Linked DNA regions of Mus musculus: all the other regions are linked to region 1. The links are chromatin contacts, found by Hi-C or POLR2A ChIA-PET in ENCODE. All regions are on one chromosome and are shown on one strand. The core of a region is the stretch at or near the end of the contact, and the rest is flanking DNA. Distances in the headings are between cores, read along the strand shown. Region 1 holds the start of Map2k2 (mitogen-activated protein kinase kinase 2). Region 2 holds the start of Pias4 (protein inhibitor of activated STAT 4). Region 3 holds the start of Thop1 (thimet oligopeptidase 1).

Region 1 (4,297 bases), core at 964-3,463:
GGTCTAAAGAGTGAGTTCCAGGACAGCCAGGGCTACACAGAGAAACCCTGTCTCAGAAACAAACAAACAAACAAACAAACCTGTTCCCACCTCCATCTTCATCCAAGGGGAGGGGAGGCCCTCAGAAAAGCCACCCACCTGACCATCTGTCACACCCAGTTCTTGCACACACATCCCATGAGCCTGCTAGCATGAGAATGCACCAGTCGCCCTTACAGGACCCCAGGCTGTACTGTATGTAGCCCTTGAAGCACTCAGCACCTTCTGGCTGCCCCTTTATCTTGTCCTTAGCTGCTGGGAAGCACCTAAGCCCTCCCATGTCTCCCAGTGGGTGTTTTAAGCCATTAGCTTTGGCTAGCAGGATTCAACCTCCAAGACCTAGCACCCCCTTCTCTGACATTTTTCATCATGGGCTTCAGTCTCTTAGGCACTTCACCCAACGCCTCAGGTCCCCCTCATGCCATTACTATAAGTTCCACACTGGAAAGCCTTCTCCCCATTCTTTCCTGGAACACCACACCCCAGGCCATCTTTATGCACTCTGGGGTCCTCAACAGCTGCCTTCAGACTGAGGCACTTCCATCATGCTGATATGCCCACAAAGGGGTGTCTCACCGAGTCTTTCCTGACAGAGGCCTCCCTGGTCTGGTATCACTCAAGGATTCTTAGGCTGTCCTCACCTGGGACACCCCTCTTTTCCCTTCAGGAAGACCAGCCTTCCCCTTCTCCTCCCAAAAAAACCTTATCCCTAACCTTATTTGATCAATCGTCCTTACTTGACCCTTTTTCAGGAAGGCTTTGTACCCAACTGCATCGCTCATCCCACCCCATCATAGTGAGTCTGTTACCCCCACACCCATCTCCAAGGGCACTGTCCACTTTCCACTAGGTCACCATGTACTCCCCAAGCCAGGCTCTCCCCTGCACCTCCCCTTGCTTCTTCCAACAGGTTCCTTCCCTCTGCCCCTGCAAGGCCAGCCTTGCCTCCTCAGACAAGTCATGCCTTCAACTGCTCCACTCACCTGGTACCCAGTCTTAAGCGCTAGGCTAGGCTACCCCGCACGGCCTCTGTTCCTCTAACCATACCACACCTCACACACACACACCCGGAAAGCCTCACTGCTCCCCTGATTCTCCTGGCCACCTTCAGGACGTCTTCTTTCTTGGGTCTCCAATTGCCCTGCCTCTCTTCAGGCCCCTCTCCTTACTCCAAGTCATACCTCTCTCTAGCTCCCCTTTCTTGGTCCCAACACCTGCAGGACCTGCCCCCCTCTTGTACCCACGCCGCCCCCTTTGCCCCCTGTTTCCCCTTCAACAGCAGAGATTTTCCCAAAGCCATTCTCTCAGATCCCTGCACCTTGTCCCCATCCCTACCCTGCCTCAGGCACTGCTACTCTCCAGACCAACTTTTCTAAAGCCAAGTTCCGGCCGAGGCCCCGCCCCTCTACGCTCACAGGACTCAGGGCTCTCCCCTTGGGCCACGCCCCTCTCCCATCTGGCCAACCTGATAAGACCACCAGCCTCACTGCTCTGGCCCCGACCCCAACCAGGCTTTTGTTCTAGTCCTCAAAGGCCACGGCCCTCTAAGCTCACAGGCCACTCACCTTAGACCACGCCCCTTTCCCCGGGCCAAGCTGACACACCACGTGACTCACCCAACTGGCCCTGCCTCCACCCCCCCCCCCACAACCCCCTCCATGCCCGGACCCCCAACCAGGCTTTGTTCCAGCCCTCGAACTCCACGCCCCTCTCACCTCCATCCACACCATTCTCAGGACCAGCCCCTGTCCTCCCGGGCGCTGCTATCCCTTCAGACCACACCCCCACTTGTGGTCACGCCCCCTTCACGCCGAGGCCCGCCCCTGTCCTCACACGCCCCGCCTACTCACTCAGAGGCGCCCTCGCTGGTGGGGGACGGGCCCTCGGCGATGGTAGGGTTGATAGTGAGTGCCGGTAACACCGGCTTCCTCCGGGCCAGCATCGGGGCTCCACGGCCAGCGGCGACGCCTCAGCCGGGGCCCATAGGGGGCGGCGCGACGCGGGCCCGGGGCTGCGGCCTAGGCCGGGCAGAAGGTGGAAGGCGGACGAGCCCGGAGCGCCGGGGCGAGCAGACCGACGCCGAGGCCGAGTGAAGCTGACGCTGCAGCGCAGCCGGGAGGTCGGGGAACAGGGGGCGGCCACAAGCTCGCAGGCCGAGCTCTCGCGAGATCTTTTTCTGCGAGGTCCCGCCCTCAACCGAGGCGCATGCGCGAGGTGGCTCCCCGGCCTACTGTAGAAGGGCAGAGGCGGACGCTGTGTTTAATGTTTGCGGCGGTGCAGTCGTCTGTCTGTACGATCAGCTTCCCGGGGTCGGCTGCGTGTGCGTCTCAAACGCGGGTGGGGTTACACACGGCAGGACCGCGAGGAGACAGACCTGCCAGCATCAGTCGACTCAGACTTGTTTAGTTTCATATATTTTCCTAGATTTGGCCGCTGGGACCGTAGGCCTGAGCTACCTTACCTGCTTCCTGCTTTGCTGCGGCCCCGTGTCCTATAGGCGAGAGCGCTACCCACTGAGCCCTACTTCCTGCTGTTTGTTTTGTTGCTTGTTTGTTTTTGTTTTTATTTTGAGACAGAGCCTCAGTACCCCACCCACACTGTTCTCGAAGTTACTGTGTTGTCCAGGCTTCACCTCCACTCCCTGCAATCCTCCAGTCCCAACCCCTAGTGTTTTACTGTTCTGCAACAATCCCATAGCCCTACAGACCTTTCTCACGGCCCTTCATTGAAGCTCGGGTATGGGTAATACATAAATTCCCTTGGTCCCCATCCCTGACGGTCACCATTTCAGTGTGTGAATCCGAACACTTCTTGTGGTTAGGGTCACTTATGTCTGGCTTGTTTTTCCTTTGCCCTCAAGGTCCATCCACAATGGTTTGGATGGCAGGGCTCTCGTCCTTTTCCTGGCCAAATAGCATTCCATTGTGTAGACATACCACTCAGGGCTGGTTCTTTGTCCAGGGTCACACTCTTGGAATTCAGAGTGTACAGATACATAGTAAAACCCCTGCTCTGGGCTCTTGAGCAGGCACATGGAAATCAGACTTGCAGGGTCTTGCTCTGCAGCCCACGGTGGCCATGAAGTTTGTTCTGAGTGACAGCATCTCACAAGGAAGTTCTCCGCGTTTTTTTACCTCTCAGATGGTAAAGATGAAACCCACCAGGGAGGCAAGCAGGCTTTCACCTGGCTACAGCCTTTATTCAGTTCAATGACTTTGAGAATGTATTTTTTTGTTACAATTTTGTGAGAACAAACCATTTTATTTTTTTAAGGTTTATTTACTTATTTATGTATGAGTACACTGTAGCTGTCTTCAAACACACACTAGAAGAGGTCATCTGATCTCATTACAGATGGTTGCGAGCCACCATGTGGTTGCTGGGAATTAAACTCAACACCTCTGGAAGAGCAGTCCTTGGTTGTTTTCTGAGACAGAAAAGAGTCTCATTTTCTGTCTCAGAAAACAACCAAGGACTGGGGTGTAGCCCAACAAGGGACCACTTTCTGCGGCTGGTAGTGGAACCCAGGTGAGTGTTCTGCCCAGTGGAGCCTGCCCCGCTCAGTTACTGTTTTATAAGTCTGTGGATTGTTCCCAGGCCAGCTGCTAAGGAGAAGCTGGGGAGAGACCTGGTTTACATCTGCCTTCATGCATCATTGCAGACAGAAGTCCGGGCCTCAAAACACCATAAATGTCACCACAGCGGTTTCCCAATCGAAAATCCTTGTCCACCAGCTGCACATGGAGCAGATCTAGGCAGGGGCCTTCCCTCTCTTTCTACTCTGTAGAAAGGATTGAACTCAGGGCCTCAGGCTTGGGTGCAAGCTCCTCTGCCCGCTGACCCTCTTGCCGATCCCAGTTGTCCGTTCATTTGTCAGGAGTATCCTGCCCTGCTCACTGGATGCTTGCACTTCAGATATGTCTGGGGTCTCGAGCTCTGCCTTGTTTTCCAGCAGTCCCCGGGAACATGCCCTTATTCCACTTCAGCTCCATGTAATCTTTATTGACCCGCAATGGGACATAATAAACGCACTGTCTGCGAGGTGCAACTGCAGGAACTTTTACAGCAGTGCACACCTGTGGAGTTATTCCCCTCTGCGCTGGGCATGTCCTGTGTTTCGGGATTTGACTTCTGCCCACAGTGGGCAGGGTGCAATGGTCACGGTTTATCTGAGCTTGTAACTAGGAAGGACCCTCACATCCCAGAGAATTGAGGAATAGAAGCAAGAACTTCATGGGCTCAAAGGCCATGTCTTCAT
Region 2 (4,297 bases), core at 975-3,474, 62 kb before region 1:
CCTATCGTACAGAGAACCCTTCTTTAATCCTCAGCATCACAGAATAAGGTGTGGTGAGCCGTGCCTGTCACGCCAGCACTTGAGAAATAGAAGCTACAGTGGGGTTAGTTACAGAGGGGAATACCAGGTGAGCCTGAGCTTCATGAGACCGGTTCTCAAAAGAAAACACTTTTTACTCTACTTCTTGTGGGTACTAGGAAGCCACAGGGGGCTTGCGATAGAAGTCAAGCTTGGAAGAGCTCTCTCTCTCTCTTTTTAATTTAGTTAGAACAAGAGTAAGGATCGAGTGGCTTGCAGAGAATCGACCAGAATGCTAACACACACACACACACACACACACACACACACACACACACACACACACGAAAGACGACCCGGATGTGCACTGCACCGGGCCAACTAGGCTCACACCCCACCACACACACACACACACACACACACACACCACACACACACACACACACACACGAAAGACGACCCGGATGTGCACTGCACCGGGCCAACTAGGCTCACACCCCACCACACACACACACACACACACACACCACACACACACACACACCACACACACACACACACACACACACACACACACACACGAAAGACGACCCGGATGTGCACTGCACCGGGCCAACTGGGCTCACACCCCACCACACACACACACACACACACACACACACACACACCACACACACACACACACACACACCACACACACACACACACACACACACACACACACGCAAGACGACCCAGATGTGCACTGCACAGGGCCGACTAGGCTCACACCCCATCACTACAGGGCCATGCGAGCCCTACACCTGCCAGCTGCCGCTCGAAGGGAACAGGGACACCTGCCCGGCCGCATTCTGTTCATCCCCAACCCTTCTCTTCATCAAAATGCAACCGTAAACATGAGCCATAAAATGCACCAGAGCAGGAAGCACATACACCTTTAAGACCACCCTCCCCACGTGGGCGCGGTCCAGTCCTCCCAATGAAACGGAAGCAAGGGGCGGTGCCGTTCTCGCTTAAAAACCCAGAGCGGGGCTAGAAGTGAGCGTGGCCCCAGTGCAAGCTTCGAAAATTTGGGGGTTGGGTGGGGCTTGTGGGTAGTTAGAAAGCCAAGGAGGGCCCCTGAAATGGTGATCGCCCAGAAGTCTATTAGGAGTTCGATCCACAGAACTCATTTTGTGACACCTGGTTAAAGGAGAAAGCAATTCCAGCAAATTGTCCTCTGATGTCCACCTAGGGGGCTTGGAACGCGCGCACCCACACCTATTCGCGTTAGTCTCTAAACCTGATGACCTGAGTTCGATTCCCTGAATCCATATTGTGGAAATATACAAACCCCTTAGATTGTCTTTGGACGATCAAAAATTGCGTGTCTCCCCCAGTATATAAATAAAACAGACCACAGAAAAGTGGGCGTAGCCTTGAGCCAACAAATAAAGAAGGAAAAATGCAGCTAGAGGGGCTTCTGTGCCCTAAAGAAGCAAGGCTACGCAGGGCTTGGTTATGTTCATCTTTAATCTCAGTTCTCCGGAAGCAGGGGCAGGAGGATTTCAGTGAGTTTGAGGCCAGTCTGGTCTACAAAGCGAGTTCCACAGAGCCAGGGCTACATGGTGAACCTGTCTCAAAAAACAAAAACAATTTTTAAAAACCCACAACTGTTGCCACCGCAAGCCAATTTGAAAACGAGGCAGGGGGTTCGGCCTGTACTCTACAGAAAAGGTGGGGCCAGTAAGAGAGGGAGCAGGGCAAAGGGTATATGGTTCAGGCACTAGCTGGTTCATCCCTGCTACCTACACAGTGGAAGGAGAAAACCTAATTTCCTAGACTGTTTTGTGACTTTCACATATGTACACACTAAATAAACACAAAAATTTAGCGGTTCTCTAAAGCAAGAGAAATGAGGCGGCGGGAAGTGCTGCTATTTCTTTAAGCAGCAGACTCCTCCCCAGAGTGGGCGTGGTAGCGGCCAGCGCCTTGAAAAATAACCGTGGGGGGCGGGATTTGGCAATTGTCCGTTGTGATTGGTCAGATCCTCGGGCGGGGTTCCTGTAGGCGCGTGCGCGTGATGCATCCTCCCGCCTCTCAGACGCGGGGGCGTGGAGGAAGGAGCCAGCACTCGCTTTTACTGGCTCTCGCGCAGGCTCCGCCCTTTAGTCGAGGGCCCTCACGTGACGCGACGGCTGGGGCCTCCCGGCGCGGGGGACGCTAGTGGCCAAGATGGCGGCAGAGCTGGTGGAGGCCAAAGTGAGTGAGCGAGAGTGGCTCCGGCCGGGACAGGCGGGTGGCGGAGTACGGACCGCTCCTCGCAGGGAGCTGGGAGGGCGGGGTGTGGCGGCGCGGGCGGCGAGGGTGCGACTGGGACGCGGGCTGAACCTGCGGGCGGGGGGCGGGGAGACCGGGGGCGGGGTCGCCAGCTCCCTCCTGGGGTGTCCCCGCCGTCTACTGTCACTTCTCTACTGACCCTAGCAGGGGTTCCCACAGTGTGGCTACACAGCTTTCCCGGTGCAGGCACTGTCCTCTCCTTTGGGTTAGCTCTGTTGGGACATAACTGGGGGTCCTTCTGTGGTCTGGGAAGCCGAAGGAATGCAAAGTGACTTCGCCATCAGGTTTCCAAGGCAACGAGTAGGACTCAGGTCCGGGTGCCCCCCCTCTTTCCTCCCCCACAGGCCTGCATGGGGAAGGTCTACAGGGATTGCCACAAGTCCTCTGATTCTCGGGGCTCAGACTGACACCTTCTGACTCCAGACTCAGGCCAACTATAAGTGCCCAAGTTCATTTTAGAGACTCAGCCCTCGAGTCCCGCTCCCCACTTGTCAGCTCTGGGGTACCTCTTCACTTCAGCCTCCAGTGATCCTGTCTCACTCTAACCCATCTCTAACCTGTGAATCGCCTTGTAGAGTTTCTCTGCTGCCTGGCATACTGGACCCACCACCTCCTTGTTATGTGTTCCTCAGATTGATCCTCACAGGACACCTTGACTGAGTCCAGGGGAACATTGTTTAGACTTGTTCCCCCATTTCTGCATTAAGGTACCAGGGCTCTGACCTGACTTGAGTCCCCATTAAACCCTCTTGAAGTACAGCTTGGCTTAGCCTACATCCAGTTCTGCTCTGTCTCCCTGTCAAGGTTCCAGCACACTTGTCCCTCCAGAGTTATTGGAGTTCCTCAGTCCCCCTCAAGCATCTTCCCACCCATAAGATTCAGACTTGCCCCCCCCCCCCCCGTTTTTCTGCCTGCCTTGTGACATGGTCCTTCCCTCCCCACTGGGACCCTTAGGGTTATTCTAGAGGATCTGATTAAAAGGTGTCGTCCTCACCAGGCATGGTGGCACACCTTTAATCCCAGGGGTCTGGAGACAGAGGGAGGCAAATCTCTGTGAGTTTAAAGCCAACATGGTCTACAAAGTGAGTTCCTGGACAGCCAGGGCTCCACAGAGAAATCCTGTTTCAAAAAATCATTTAAAAAAAAAAGTGCAGCTGGGCGTGGTGGCGTACGCCTTTAATCCCAGTGCTCGGGAGGCAGAGGCAGGCGGATTTCTGAGTTTAAGGCCAGCCTGATCTACAGAGTGAGTTCCAGGACAGCCAGGGCTACACAGAGAAGCCCTGTCCTGAAAAACCAAAAAAAAAAAAAAAAAAAAAGTGTACCCCTCTTTCTCACCATTTACTCACCCCAAATCTACACCATTTACATAGTGGTTTTCTCTTGGGAAACAGAACTTTGAGATGGAGATATGTAAACTATGATCTGGAACGCAGGAGTTTTTTTTGTTTTTTATTTGGTTTTTTTGAGAAAGAGTTTCTCTGTGTAGCCCTGGCTGTCCTGGAACTCACTCTGTAGACCAGGCTGGCCTTGAATTCAGAAAATCGCCTGCCTCTGCCTCCCAAGTGCTAGGATTAAAGGTGTGGGCCACCACGCCCGGCTGGAACACAGTTTTACTCCTTGAAGTCCCCCTTGTACCATCCTAGAACATTGGGGTGAGGCCAAAGACTCTGTACCTTCATCCCCCCTCAGTGAGAAGGGCTGCGATTGCTTCTTTGCGGTCTAGATTCTTTAAATAAAAGCTGATGACCTCTACTTGACTCTCTGCCCCCTAGACCTCCACCTCCACCTTAGTTAGGTGAACTTGACTCTTCTTTGAAACTCTGAAATGGTCCAGAGGACTCCTGTCATGGCCCCTCACAGTGTTTTAAGAATGATAGCAATACCTCCACTTTTCTGGTAGCTTTCCTCCAATCTGTCCCAACAGGCCAGAGATTCTGTCTTTTGAGGCATCCTGGGGTTT
Region 3 (4,297 bases), core at 1,209-3,708, 36 kb after region 1:
GTGTGGAAGCCGGACCGGCAAGCGACATTCTGGGATAACCAGGATGGGAGCAGCTCACGGACAGGTGCAGTGGCACTAGCAGCTGCTGGCACTGATCCCACAGCCCCAGCAACACTTGTTCGACACTGGCATGCAAGGCAGCCAGGCAGGGCCATCTCGCTCCTCGTCCCATGCAGAATGGCTGTATAATTGACAGCCATGTAGAATGAGGGTGGGACAGCTCATCCCCACAGAGAGAGCAGACTTTCATAGTGCTCTCAAGCCTTTAGCAGACATCAACGCAGGCCCTGAAGATGGGCTGGCAAGGAAAAGAAAAGGGGCTGCCACCAGGACATGGACTGAATAGGAGTAATGGGAGCTTGTTTTCAGTGCTCAGGAGGCCAGAGCAAGAGGATTTCACATTTGTGGTCTAAATGGAGAACACAGGGCAAGCACGTTCAAGCCAAAGAAAACAAAAATTCGGACTGAAGCTGTGGCTCAGTGGGCAGCACACGTGCCTAGTATGCATGGTGCTCTCATTCCATCACCACAGCATACAAATCAGGCGTGGTGGGGCTGCCTACCATCCTAGCACTTAGGAAACTGAGCGGGGAGGAGGAGAAAGAGTTCAGGGTCACCCACAGCCACACGTATTAAGTATGAGGCCAACCTGGGGTACACGGGATGCTGTCTCAAATGAAAAGCCATGGTTGGGTGATGGTGGTGCACACCTTTAACCCCAGTACTGGGAGGCAGAGGCAGGAGAATCTCTGTGAGTTCAAGGCCAGCCTGGTCTGCAGAGTGAGCTCCAGGACAGCCAGGGCTACACAGAGAAAAGCAAAAATAAGGAGGATGGGCAGCCACTGAGGAAGATACCCCCTCCCCACACAGACACGCGCACATGCGAAACGAAGGGCTTTGTATTACAAGTAGGGGCAGAGCCAGCCATGAGAACACAGAGTGCAAAGATCTGGAGAACTAGGATTGCAGCATCTTTCTGCAAACATCTGGATTACTGCCTCCATTTCAGGGCACCTCAAGTTCCTGAGGTGCAAGTAATTCCAATTATTCCTGTTCCCATGATCCTGATCATGACTGGGGGGATTATCTGCAGGCATGAGAAAATGTATGGGTGTGAGCTCCAGACGCCACCCCCCCCCCCCAAGGCCGCTCTCAGATACAGGAAGGTCACACACAGGGCCCTTTGGGCTGTTTCCCTAGTCCTCTGTTCATGGGTTAAGATAGGATCTTGCCAGATTGTCCAGGCTACCCTTGCAATTTCTGGAGGTGGGATCCTCCTAGTCTCGGTCTCCCACACTTGGGAAGAGAGGCTGGCACTGGCTCTGTTTCCTTCTCTGGATTAAGCAAGTCCAGGGGACCCAAGATGACTAAGCAGCTGGAGGTGATTGCTGCCAACGCAGACGATCTAGGTTCAATCCCCACAACTGACTAGGTGGAAGGAGAGAACTGATTCCCGCAAGCTGTCCTCTGACCTCCACAAGCACACTAAATAATGTTTAAAAAAAAATCCAAACAAGTCTTCATCTTTTTGGGTCACAGTCATGTCTACAACTGACGGGAATCCCTGCCTGGTAGCTCCACCATATGGGATGCCCCACACACATACACAGCAGACCTGGCAAGAGAAAGATGGGTCTCCCAACCAGCCCTGCCAAAGTGGGGTGACCATAGCCTAAGCCCCTGTGTTGCTGACTCAAGAGGCTGGAGAGGGAGCTCTGTGATCAAGCGTGCTTGCTGCGTTTGGTTCCCAGCACCCCTGAAAGGCAGCTAGCTCTCAACCACCTGTAACTGACTCCAGGAGCAGAGGATGGGCCACATTTTTCTAGCCATCATGAATACTACACACATGTGCAGGTACTCACACACAGACGTACAAACAATAGTTAAAAATAACAAATCCTAAAAATACAAAAGAACCTAGTTGGAAGTATTACTAGGTCCTCTCTAGATGCTAGATAGCACACTGTCCTGGCACCGAGGTTCCCAGGCCACCGTCTCCAGCAGCCTTCCAGGAACTAGAGCCTTTTACACCATGTGTGGGTTTTGCTCATCGCCCCGTTGGCAGTCCATCTTACCCTAGTTAGAATAGCAGGGAGCATGAGAAAAGTATTCTTTTAAAATTCAGTTTATCAAGAGGTTGAAGTCATGGGAAAGTTAGTTCATTCATTTTGCAGACGAAGGGGTCAGGGTCGGGAATCCCAAAGGTTCCATCTGCCCGAAGGAGGAGAGAAAGGGAGGGCCTGGGCGAGGGGCGACCGGTACCTGCGGGGGGCTTCATGGCGGTCGGCTGCGCGCGAGGCGGCGACGGCCCTCCTCTGGTCCTCACGCCTGTGCGGTCCGGATCTCCTCGGAGCTCGCCTCACCTGAGCCAGTTCCTCTGCTGTGGCTCTCAGACTGAGGCGCCCGCCGCCCGCGAGCTCCGAGCACGCTAGGAAGGCGCGTGCGCGCGAAGGCAGCTGGTCAACGCGAGTGTGCATGCGCAGGAACAACCAGTCTGGCGCCGGTGCATCGCGGTTCCGCCCACATTATCCCGAGCTTGCCCTGTCAGTGGTGCGATTTTGCGCATGCGCTGAACACAGTGGAGCCCGCAATTGGCTGTCATAGGTGAGTGAGGCGGAGCCTTACGCACCCTCGGAACGCCAGGATGCTGTTTCCATGGAAACCTAACACCCTCTCTGCCTTGCCTTTTCTGTGAGGATTTCACTCTATACAGGCTGTGTGCGTTTGTGCTTGGTCTGTTCGTTCAATTCATTTCTTTTTGTTCTTCAGCCAGTTCCTCATGACTCCACCTTCTGAGTTCTGAGATGACCAGAGTGCTCCAGCATGCCTGGCTTCCCTCCCTCTCTCTCTCTCTCTCTCTCTCTCCCTCCCTCCAACCTTCTCTTCCTTCTTTCCTTCCTTTTTTTGACACAAAGTTTCATGTAGCCCAGGCTGGTCTGAATTTGCTGACAGGCCTCAAATTCGTAGCAATCCTCCTGCCCCAGCTTCCTGGGTTCTGGGAATGCAAGTGAGAACCGCCACGGGTTTTTGCTTGTTTGTTTTGTTTTTGTAAGCTGAGTGTGCTGACTTATACCTGCAATTTCAGTCCAAGTAAAACAAAACTGACCCAACCTGCAACCTGCAGGAGTAGCCTGGACTATATACCTTGTCTGAAAAAACATGAGAGATGGCTCTGTGGTCAAGTGTAGTTGATAATCGGTGTACTGCAAAAGCCAGGGCTGGCCCCTCCTTCCTGCACCAGCCTGTGGCACGTTAAGATGCCTCCTAGGAGCTGTTGGCGGCTCCTGTTAAAATGTTGGCACCATGACATCTCCTCAGCCTGGAGCTGTCACAAGAACTGTCTACAGTAGTGTATCACCTTTCCCAACACAACAGAGGTTGCCCCTCAAGAACACCCCTGCAGGAGCTGTCCTACAGGAACTGTCCCACAGTGATAGGACCTCATCTCCAGCCTCCTTGAGCAGCCTCACAGAGATGGCGCCTCAGCAAAAGTTGGCTGTGGCCTGGAAGGACTTTCACACTAACCCATGGGCCTGATGCAGGGTAAAGAGGGTGAGGGGGAAAAAAGTCACCAATCCCCGAACAGGAAAACCCACCAATCCCTGAGCTCCTCAAGCTCAGGACTTGAAATTCCACCAATCGTTAATCTGGAAATCTCTGCCCTGAAAAGCCCTGCCTCCTAAGAAATTCTATGTAAGCCCCGCCCTTTGTCTAATTCCCTAATGTTTTACTCCCAGGAGAAGAGGGAAGATTCATCTCTCCACACCCTGAACCCACCAATAAATCTCTTACATGAGATTTTCTGCTTGGTGTGACTTTCTCATCGGAAGAGCCAAGAAGAAGCGAGGTGAAGAGAGGGTGGGGGGTGGGAGAGCGGGGTGCGGGGAAACAAGGCTCCTGAGCTCCTCAGCTCAGCCGGGGATATCCTCCCCTGGGAACTGCAACACCTCTGCTGAGAGGGCTCCCTGCGTGGTTCCTGAGCTCCGTGTCTCCGTGTGCCCTTCCATCTGAGCAGAAACATCGACAGTAATAGCACAAGTCCAGAAGACTGGACTTCAGATCCCCACACCACAGGGCCGCTCACACCTCCAGGGGACCCCATGTCCTCTTCTGGCCACAGCAGGTGCTGTGTACATATGGTGCACACACATACATTTAAGTGTATGCACACAAGCACATAAGCAACTTTTAAAACATAGGATAGTGGAGAGACAGCATTTATTTTAACACGCATCTCAAAGTACAGTTCCTGTAGGGAGAAGCAATAGTCACTCCTGGTCCAAGGTCCAGAAATCTG

What was found. Hi-C counts contacts between places; a loop is a spot of excess contacts on that map. ChIA-PET counts read pairs that join two places held with the same protein, here RNA polymerase II (POLR2A).
Region 2: a loop to region 1 is called in a map of heart, with 3 times the contacts of the local background. The contact joins the promoter of Pias4 here to the promoter of Map2k2 in region 1. A Hi-C loop is called at or near these places in 5 of 37 maps with a recorded cell type or tissue (T-helper 2 cell, heart, mouse trophoblast stem cell and 1 more). POLR2A ChIA-PET finds 5 or more read pairs at or near these places in 4 of 5 experiments (Patski and embryonic stem cell).
Region 3: a loop to region 1 is called in a map of adrenal gland, with 1.8 times the contacts of the local background. The contact joins the promoter of Thop1 here to the promoter of Map2k2 in region 1. A Hi-C loop is called at or near these places in 2 of 37 maps with a recorded cell type or tissue (adrenal gland and v-Abl transformed pro-B cells). POLR2A ChIA-PET finds 5 or more read pairs at or near these places in 4 of 5 experiments (Patski and embryonic stem cell).

What each region holds. Positions count from the first base shown.
Region 1 is chr10:81,103,831-81,108,127 of GRCm38, reverse strand. It overlaps Map2k2 (mitogen-activated protein kinase kinase 2), which reads right to left and starts at 2,213. Exons shown (of 11, transcript NM_001347144.1): 1 at 1,890-2,213. The coding sequence starts at 1,981. It overlaps Mir5615-1 (microRNA 5615-1), which reads left to right and starts at 3,455; the gene lies at 3,455-3,514. Mir5615-2 (microRNA 5615-2) reads right to left here and starts at 3,512; the gene lies at 3,453-3,512.
Region 2 is chr10:81,165,647-81,169,943 of GRCm38, reverse strand. Pias4 (protein inhibitor of activated STAT 4) reads left to right here and starts at 2,224. Exons shown (of 11, transcript NM_021501.4): 1 at 2,224-2,259. The coding sequence starts at 2,233.
Region 3 is chr10:81,068,244-81,072,540 of GRCm38, reverse strand. Thop1 (thimet oligopeptidase 1) reads right to left here and starts at 2,458. Exons shown (of 13, transcript NM_022653.4): 1 at 2,263-2,458. The coding sequence starts at 2,278.